Linked DNA regions of Homo sapiens: region 1 is linked to region 2. A link is a loop called in an ENCODE intact Hi-C map of the cell type or tissue named here. Cell type or tissue: ascending aorta. All regions are shown on one strand. Links, peaks and the distances in the headings refer to the core of each region. The heading gives the core; the rest is flanking DNA.

Evidence for each region. Hi-C counts contacts between places; a loop is a spot of excess contacts. Peaks named below come from ENCODE experiments on the same cell type or tissue, not always from the same donor. Only the 100,000 strongest peaks of a DNase experiment are listed, where the experiment ranks them.
Region 1: it touches region 2 in a loop (2.0-fold over the local background); 3 of 110 quality-filtered maps call a loop at or near these places.

The regions. Positions count from the first base shown.
Region 1 is chr7:2,640,153-2,644,216 of GRCh38, reverse strand. The region is part of intron 1 of TTYH3 (tweety family member 3); the gene reads right to left. Among named protein-coding and RNA genes, the nearest start is that of TTYH3, 10 kb to the right of the region's middle. RefSeq lists enhancers at 1,737-2,408, 2,409-3,080, 3,031-3,170 and a silencer at 2,351-2,590. In ascending aorta, for the core only: no CTCF peak of the experiment used is centred there; a DNase peak (open chromatin) is centred at 2,456; H3K4me3 peaks cover 1,431 bases; H3K27ac peaks cover 1,724 bases.
Region 2 is chr7:2,486,603-2,490,666 of GRCh38, reverse strand. No RefSeq gene overlaps it. Among named protein-coding and RNA genes, the nearest start is that of GRIFIN, 12 kb to the right of the region's middle. RefSeq lists an enhancer at 2,597-3,481. In ascending aorta, for the core only: no CTCF peak of the experiment used is centred there; a DNase peak (open chromatin) is centred at 2,226; H3K4me3 peaks cover 557 bases; H3K27ac peaks cover 1,413 bases.

The DNA.
Region 1 (4,064 bases), core at 985-3,484, 150 kb before region 2:
CAACGGCAGAACAGACCTGTAGGGGCAGCTGACCATGCCCCCCGGGACCAGAGCTCCACAGGACCCATGCCCACGTCTGCACTTCCATCCACAGGGCCTCCCCTGGGCTCCCATGGCCTGGGGGCCATGTCAACCAGCCGCATCTTGGCCCCGGGCTGGTCAGACTCCTCCAGCGAGCCCTCCCTCTGCTCTCCACTTGCAGAGGCCTCCCCAGTCCCTGGCTGGAGTCACCCTCGCTCCCCCGACCCTGTGCTCCGGTGGGACATGACTCTAGGAGGGCCTGTCTGTACTGCACCCCACATCTGGGACTCACAGCCTCGCAGGGAAACTCCTCCTGGGGTGAGGAGCTGGGGACTGGAAGAGCAGGTCAATCCCAGACACGCATTACGCAGAGCCTAAACAGGTGTGACCTCCGCAGCCACCGGCCTGGCATGTCCACCCAGAGCTCGGGGCATCAGCGTACATCAAAGGGCTTCCAGGTCCAGATCACTTCCTCAGCGGCGCCAGAGCCACCCACTCCCACTTGCCAGATGAGAAAACGGAGGCAGAGCGAGATAAGCCCTGGCCAAACAGGATCTGGGCGAGGCAAGCCCGTCCCTCAGATGGCACTGCCCTGGTGCAGAGGGCTGATGCCCAGGGGCAGTGGGCAGGGGACGCCCATGCCCGGTGGGGAGAGGCTGCTAAGCACCAGGCACCCTTGCCCTTGGCGCCGCCTGCAGGGTGGTGAGGGAACACAGGCACTCAGCATCATCGTAAGTGAACTGTGAAGCCTGCTGGATGGTGAGAGACGCTGAGAAAAACAGAAAAGGCAGCACAGGAGCTGGAGTACCGGGGACTCTACGATTTTTTTTTTTTTTTTTTTGAGACAGAGTCTCGCTCTGTCGCCCAGGCTGGAGTGCAGTGGCGCCATCTCAGCTCACTGCAAGCTCCGCCTCCCGGGTTCACGCCATTCTCCTGCCTCAGCCTCCCAAGTAGCTGGGACTACAGGCACCCGCCACCAAGCCTGGCTAATTTTTTGTATTTTTAATAGAGACAGGGTTTCACTGTGTTAGCCAGGATGCTCTCGATTTCCTGACCTCATGATCTGCCCGCCTCGGCCTCCCAAAGTGCTGGGATTACAGGCGTGAACCACCGTGCCCAGCCTTTTCTTTTTGAGATGTAATTTCACTGGTGATGCCCAAGCTGGAGTGCAGTGGTGTGATCTCGACTCACTGAAACCTCCGCCTCCCAGGTTCAAGCCATTCTCCTGCCTCAGCCTCCCAAGTAGCTGGGATTACAGGTACCCGCCACCAATGCCTGGCTAATTTTGTATTTTCAGTAGAGATGGGTTTTCACCATGTTGGCCAGGCTGGTCTCAAACTCCTGACCTCAGGTGATCTGCCCGCCTTAGCTTCCCAAAGTGCTGGGATTACAGACGTGAGCCACCACACCCAGCCCAAGTCTACGATTTAAAAAAAAAAAAAAAAAAGAAAAGAAAAAAATTATTTTAGAGACAGGGTCTTGCTCTGTGGCCCAGGCTGGAGTGCAGTGGCACGATCACCACTCACTGAAGCCTCAACCTCCTGGGCTTAAGTGATCCTCCTGCCTCAGCCTCTCAAGTAGCTTGGACCACAGGCACATATCACCACGCCTGGCTAATTTTCTTTTTCTTTCTTTCTTTTTTTTTTTTTTTTTTTTTTGAGACAGAGTCTCTGTCACTGAGGCTGGAGTGCAGTGGCATGATCTCGGCTCACTGCAACCTCCACCTCTCAGGTTCAAGTGATTCTCCTACCTTAGCCTCCTGAGTAGCTGGGACTAGAGGCATGCACCAACACACTTGGCTAATTTTTGTATTTTTAGTAGAGACGGGGAGTTCACCACGTTGGCCAGCCTGGTCTTGAACTCCTGACCTTAGGTGATCTGCCATCTCGGTCCCCCAAAGTGCTGGGATTACAGGCATGAGTCACTGTGCTTGGCCTCTGCCCTAATTTTTAAAAAAATTTTTTGTAAAGACAGGGTCTGGCTATGTTGCCCAGGCTGGTCTTGAACTTCTGGGCTCAAGCAATCCACCTGCCTCGGCCTCCCAAAGTGCTGGATTACAGGTGTGAGCACCGCGATTGGCTGAGGCAGCTTTCTCTTGTTCTTGCCTGGATGGGGCCAGCTGCAAACGGAGCCTCGCTCCTCAGCCCCTGGGGGCCAGAGGCCAGGCTTCGGGGCCCCTGCCAGGACAGCCTCACTTGGCTTCCCCCAACTGAGGAAGGAGATGGCGCCTCCCTCAAAGGGAGCCCACTTGGGCTGCCCGGGTCCCAGCCCACCACTGCGAGCATGCAGAGCCTGGGTGTCAGGGTGCTCAGCAAACCGGGCAGCTGCTTCATCCCACGTCAGAGCCCCGGCACCCAACGCGCCAGGCCTGAGCCCAGCTGTCTGCGGGGAGCGTGCCGTGGCCAGCCTGGCCTCTGCACCCACTTCCCGAAGCCAGATTCCCAGCAGACGGTCTCCTGCGGGGCACCGGGCCAGCGGCATTCCTACGGTGGCCCAGCCACCTCTCTCCACCGGGCTGGCGGCCCCTCCGCCCCTCCCTGGCCCATTCAGAGAAAGAATGGGAACTGTCTGATCAGCAGCTGGGCTCTGACCAAATGGAATTTTCCGTCTGTGGTGGAAGTGATGTAAGGGCTCGGTCAGGCGAGGCGAAAACTGCACGCTGGGTTCCGCGGAGCACACGGAGAGGACTCAACTGCCACACATGTGCCAAGGGGGCTGGGGGCGACCCCCTCCTGCAGCCTCAGTCCCCCTGCCCCCACCCTAGGGCTCCTGGTCTCGGCCCTGGGCCACCCCCTCCTTCTCCAAGCCCCTGCAGCCCCACAGCCACAGACGGCATCCATGGGGGATGCCCCCTCCCACCGTGAGCCCAGACTCCCCCGACTGCCCCGCAGCCCCCAAAATGCAGCCCCCAAAACCCCACCAACTCTGGAAACACCCAGCCAGCCAGAGAGCCGGGGCCTGAAGCCTTACTCTGTCCCAGATCAGGTTGCTACCGATAGGATCCCAGTATACCCTGGGCCAGAGCAAGACCTCCCTGGCCTGGCAGGGATGCCTGGGGCACTGGCTGGTGAGGAGCGGGCAGGGCTGGGGTGTGGCTCGGGGCAGGGCTCTGTGGCCTCTACACCCAGGCATATGCTGTCCCTGGGCCTGGAGCCTTCCCCTTCAGGGAAGCCCCATTGTCCCCATACACAGGCCATCTCCTCCAGGATGTCCCCAGGATATTAGAGACCCAGGCCCAAACCCGGTGCTGCAGCCTTTGCTCTGTGTGAACCTCGGCTGGCTCCGCACTTGTAAGGCGAGACCCCCAACCTGACCTGGCTGCCTGCACAGGTGGGTGGCCCCAACCCAGCCCTGCTTGGAGAAGGGAGGGCCCAGTGAGCCACAAGGCCTTAGGACGGCCCACGGGGCACTTGAGCAGACGACGTGCACGAGCAGCTGTGAGGCCTGTGCCCCACGCCTGCCGCGGCCTCCTGGCCATGCCCACTCTGCCTCCAGGCCCTGTCTGGACGTGACTCCCATCAGCCACACAGACACAGGCACCCCCCAACGCAATGCCAGGCTCAGCGCCAGCACAGGCCACACCACACCAGGCTGCCAAGGTGGGAGGGCCATGCATGACAGCAGGGCAGGGCACACTGCCTGCCACCTGCACAGGTGGCTGCTGCTGGGCATCCTGGTGGCTCCCGGAGCACCTGGTGGCAGGACCTGGGCCTGGCAGCGTGTGAGGAAGCATGCCACTCGGGAGGGTGCACAGCAAGTCACGGCCGGCCTATGGAACACACGTCCCCCCCCACACACACACAGGCGGCTGCTCTACATGCACACGCCTGGGAGCAGCTGCCCACCCCGCTACCCTGCGCCACGGACCCACACGCCGCTCTGTGCCACCAACCTGTGGGCTACCGTGGCGCGTGGCTGGGCTGAGGAGGCCCTGGCCCACTGGGGGGTGCTCACAGGGACTCTGATGAGAAGTTTGGCCCGATGCAGCCTCCAGCCCCAGCCACAGGCAGTGGCCACGATCCCACCACCCTGCCATTCCAGCC
Region 2 (4,064 bases), core at 708-3,207:
ACCAGGGGAAAGTGGCCTGCTGGGGGAGGAAGTCAGGCCTGGGGAGGCTGTGGACCCTGGGAGCTTCCTTGCCTGCCCCCGCCCCACCTTCACTCCTGCACACAAAGGCACAGAGACACACGAATGCACAACGCCTCGCCACGCTCTCGCACGGATGCCACGTGGCAGCAGAAGTAGAAGACTCCACCCTGCTCAGCTTCTGACCTGTGACCTTGGCCATGTCGCTGGCCCTCCCTAAGTCTCTGTCTCCCCATTGTGGGTGGAGGGGCTGGGCCCAGGGGCCTGGGGGGCAGGAGGCTGAGGCTGGGTGTGGGCTGGGGCTGTCCTGGCCCCCGCTCCTGTTTCGACCACCAGGCTTCCTCCCCCTGCCCCTCTGGGGAGGGACCATAATTAACGTCTTCCTGTTCAGATCAGGAGTCCGTTTCCAAAAACATTTTTGGAAGGATTATTTTGCAAAGGAAATGTTTTTGAAAGACTCTTGTGTCCCGTCCCGGCCGAGGGAAGTGGGAGCAGCAGTTGGAGCGGGGATAGCGGGTGGGTGGGGGTGGCCCCTGGTGGCCCTGGGGGCCAGGGTGAGTGGCAGCCAGACTCCAGCCCCTGAGCCCCTCTTTGTGTCTGCTCTGCCCCCAGAGCGCAGGGTCCTGGGATGGTGGGTGGAGAGGGTGGAGACCGAGGGAGACAGGAAAGGGGGGTGAAAGGGGGAGGAAGGGTCCCCGTTTCCTCACTGCCCACTCACTCCATGCCCTCTGAGGACCTCTCGTTGCTAAATCCAAGCATCCCCTCCCAGGCCTTGTGCCAGCACCTCTCACACCATTTTCCTTGGGCAGTCAGCGCCCAGAACCCTCTGCCTGGCTCCCAGCCTGGCGCACAAGCCCACCTTTCTTTCTTTCCTTTTTCTTTTTGAGATAGTCTCACTCTGTCACCCAGCCTGGAGTGCGGTGGCACAATCTCGGCTCACTGCAGCCTCTCCCTCCAGGGTTCAAGCGATTCTCCTGCCTTAGCCTCCCTAGTAGCTGGGATTACAGATGCCCGCCAACATGCCTGGCTAATTTTTGTATTTTTAGTAGAGACAGGGTTTCACCATGTTGGCCAGGCTGGTCTCGAACTCCTGACCTCAGGTGATCCACCCGCCTCGGCCTCCCAAAGTGCTGGGATTGCAGGCGTGAGCCACTGCACCCAGCCACAAGCCCACCTTTCTCCCACCCCTCCTCCAGGCCCTCTCCTGTCCCCTGAAGGTGGCTCTGGGCTCTGTCCTGGGCCCAGTGTCCTCTGGCTCATGGGGCAGGTGTCTTCTAGCACCACAGACACCTGCCTGGGCCCAGCCTGCCCCCTCCCTGGTCAGCTGCGCCCTTGGATACCTCAGGCTCACTCTGTCTTCTCTCTTCTTTTTTCGTTGATTGTGAGGCTCTCCTTTGAGACTGTCTCTTCTTCTTGAACTTGGCCCTCACTCAAGTGTCCCCATCCCATCTTGTAGAAGGCCCTCCATCCAATACCTGAGTTAAACACACACGGTTTTTCATTGCTTATATTTTCTATCCTGAAAAACACGTGGCAAAAAGTTAGCACCGGGGAGCAAGCAATGTGGGTCATTCAGCAGATGCTTAAGGCTTTCAGAAGGAAGTGCCTCTCTTTCCGGGCAGGGGTGAGCTGGGGGCACGGGAGGCCCTGCAGACCCCGCCCTGACACTGACCCATGCAGACTCCAGGCCAGCCCCTGGCCCCTGACCCCCAACTCCAGCCCCATCATCGGGCTGCCCACCTCCCTGCCTGCCAGACAGCCCCCTCCACAGCCAGTGGGCTCAGGCTGGCCCCAACCCCCTCTGAGCTTTGGTCCTTGTTAGTTTTTTTTGGTCCAGATTGTCGTGGTTCTCTGTGGCCTCCCAGCTCCCAGGGCACGGTGACCGATTCGTAAATGTTGCTTGAATACATGAAGGAGATGACTGGCTCGTGTAGAACTGGATAAAGCTTCTTGCATCAAAAATGCTTTCCTCTCAGAAGAATACCTCCAGCTCCTAAATTCCCAGCCTCCCCTGGGCCTGGGCCTGAAGACGGGACAGCCAGGCTCCCTGGGAGCTCCTTCTCTGCCTCAGTTTCCTCACCTTCCCCAACTTCGTCATTGCCAGCCTTCCCGGCTCTCCCTTGCCCCCTGACCACCTCGGGCTGGGGAAACTCCACCAGCTCTGCCCAGGGCTGGCCATGCTACGCTGAGGACATTTCCCAATGCCCTGGGGACCCAAGGAGTGGGTGGAACATTCTATCGGAGCCTGCTGGCCAGCTGAATTAGTGGTGACCAAGTGTGCAGGGCATGGGGGAAGACTGCCTGGCCAAGCTGTGCCCTCGCCTGACAGCCATGCTGTGGTTCCTCAGATTAACTCCCCCGTCTCTCTGAGCCTCAGTTTCTCCTCTGGGAAAACAGGGGTGCTGGGAGATGGGCCCTCTGTGGGGCCCAACCTGGTCAGATAGGGCTCCTGGGATTCTGGACACCGTGGGGGCCCCATCCCTGCCGAGGCTCATCCCTCTGACCCCGGCTTGGGGACACTGTCTTCTCTCTCTCTGCAGGGCCTCCTGGCTGGGGGCGGGGGAGAGGGGGCGCGTCCGGCAGAGGCCTCTCTTAAGGGAGTACTGGCGACCTGTACTCACTGGGGGGTCCCTCTCCCCTCCTTCCCCCAGACTGTTTCTCCAGGTGAGGATACCTGTCTCCACATCCCTTGTTTTCTTCTGGCCCTCTCTGCGTGCCCCCCTCTCTCCATCCATTTCCAGGCCCACCCTCCCCAGGACTTGGCAGTGCTCCCAGCTCTGGGCTGGGCTCCTCCACCCTCCACAGCTGTCCTGGAGCTGGTGTGAAGTTATTTTGGGAGCTGATGGCTCCCCTGGGTCTTTTCCCCGCAGCCTTGGCAGGAGCATGAGTTCGAGGCCAGCCCAGCTGCATGTCTCTGCAGAAGCTGGTGTGGAAAAGCTGGGCCCTGACTTCCCAGTCCCAGGTGGGGCAGGGGTTTCCGGCTGTGTGGGCCACGGTCTGCCCCATGAGGATTAGGGGTGGGAGCAGACCCCGACCAGCTCCTTCCCACACCACTCCCCAGGCCTGGGCATCTGGGTCCTGCCTTTTGAGGGATGCTGGAGGACCCCACGGCGTCCAGCCCCAGCCTGTCTCTCTCATGGCCTCGGACCCACCCCACAATGTCCCTCACCCCATCCTCTCTGCACCCCCTGCTCTGGCCATACGGATCTCCTTCCTGCTCCTTAAGCACCCCCATCTCACCATGCTTTGTCCCTGTGCCAGCATTCCTCCTCCAGCGTCCTGTCCTGGGTCACCCTCAAGAGCCCAAGAGCCTCCCACTCCCACCCCACATTCTGCTCCAGTTCTCCCTCCCTCCCTCCCCCCACCCATCATCTTCATCCTGCACCGTCTGATAGAAACATGACACAAGTTTGGGCATGGTGGCTCACGCCTGTAACCTTAGCACTTTGAGAGGCCAAGGCGGGTGGATCACCTGAAGCCAGGAGTTTGAGACCAGCCTGGCCAACATGGTGATACCCCGTCTCTACTAAAAATACAAAAATTAGCCGGGTGTGGTGACGGGCACCTGTAATCCCAGCTACTCGGGAGGCTGAGGCAGGAAAATCTCTTGAACCAGGGAGGTGGAGGTTGCAGTGAGCCGAAGTCTCGTCATTGCACTCCAGCCTGGATGACAGACCACGACTCTGTCTCAAAAGAAAAAAAAAAAAAAAGGAAAGAAAGAAAGAAATATGACTCAGCCGGGCAAGGTGGCTCACGCCTGTAATCCCAGCAATTTGGGAGGCCGAGGTGGGTGGATTGCTTGAAGTCAGGAGTTCGAGACCAGCCTGGCCAACATGGCGAAACTCTGTCTCTACTAAAAATATAACAATTAGCCAGGCATGGTGGCACAGGCCTGTAATCCCAGCTACTCAGGAAGCCGAGGCAGGAGAATTGCTGGAACCCAGGAGGTGGAGGTTGCAGTGAGCCGAGATTGCGCCACTGCACTCCAGCCTGGACGACAGAGCAAGATTCTGTCTCAAAAAAAAAAAAAAAAAAAAGTATGACAC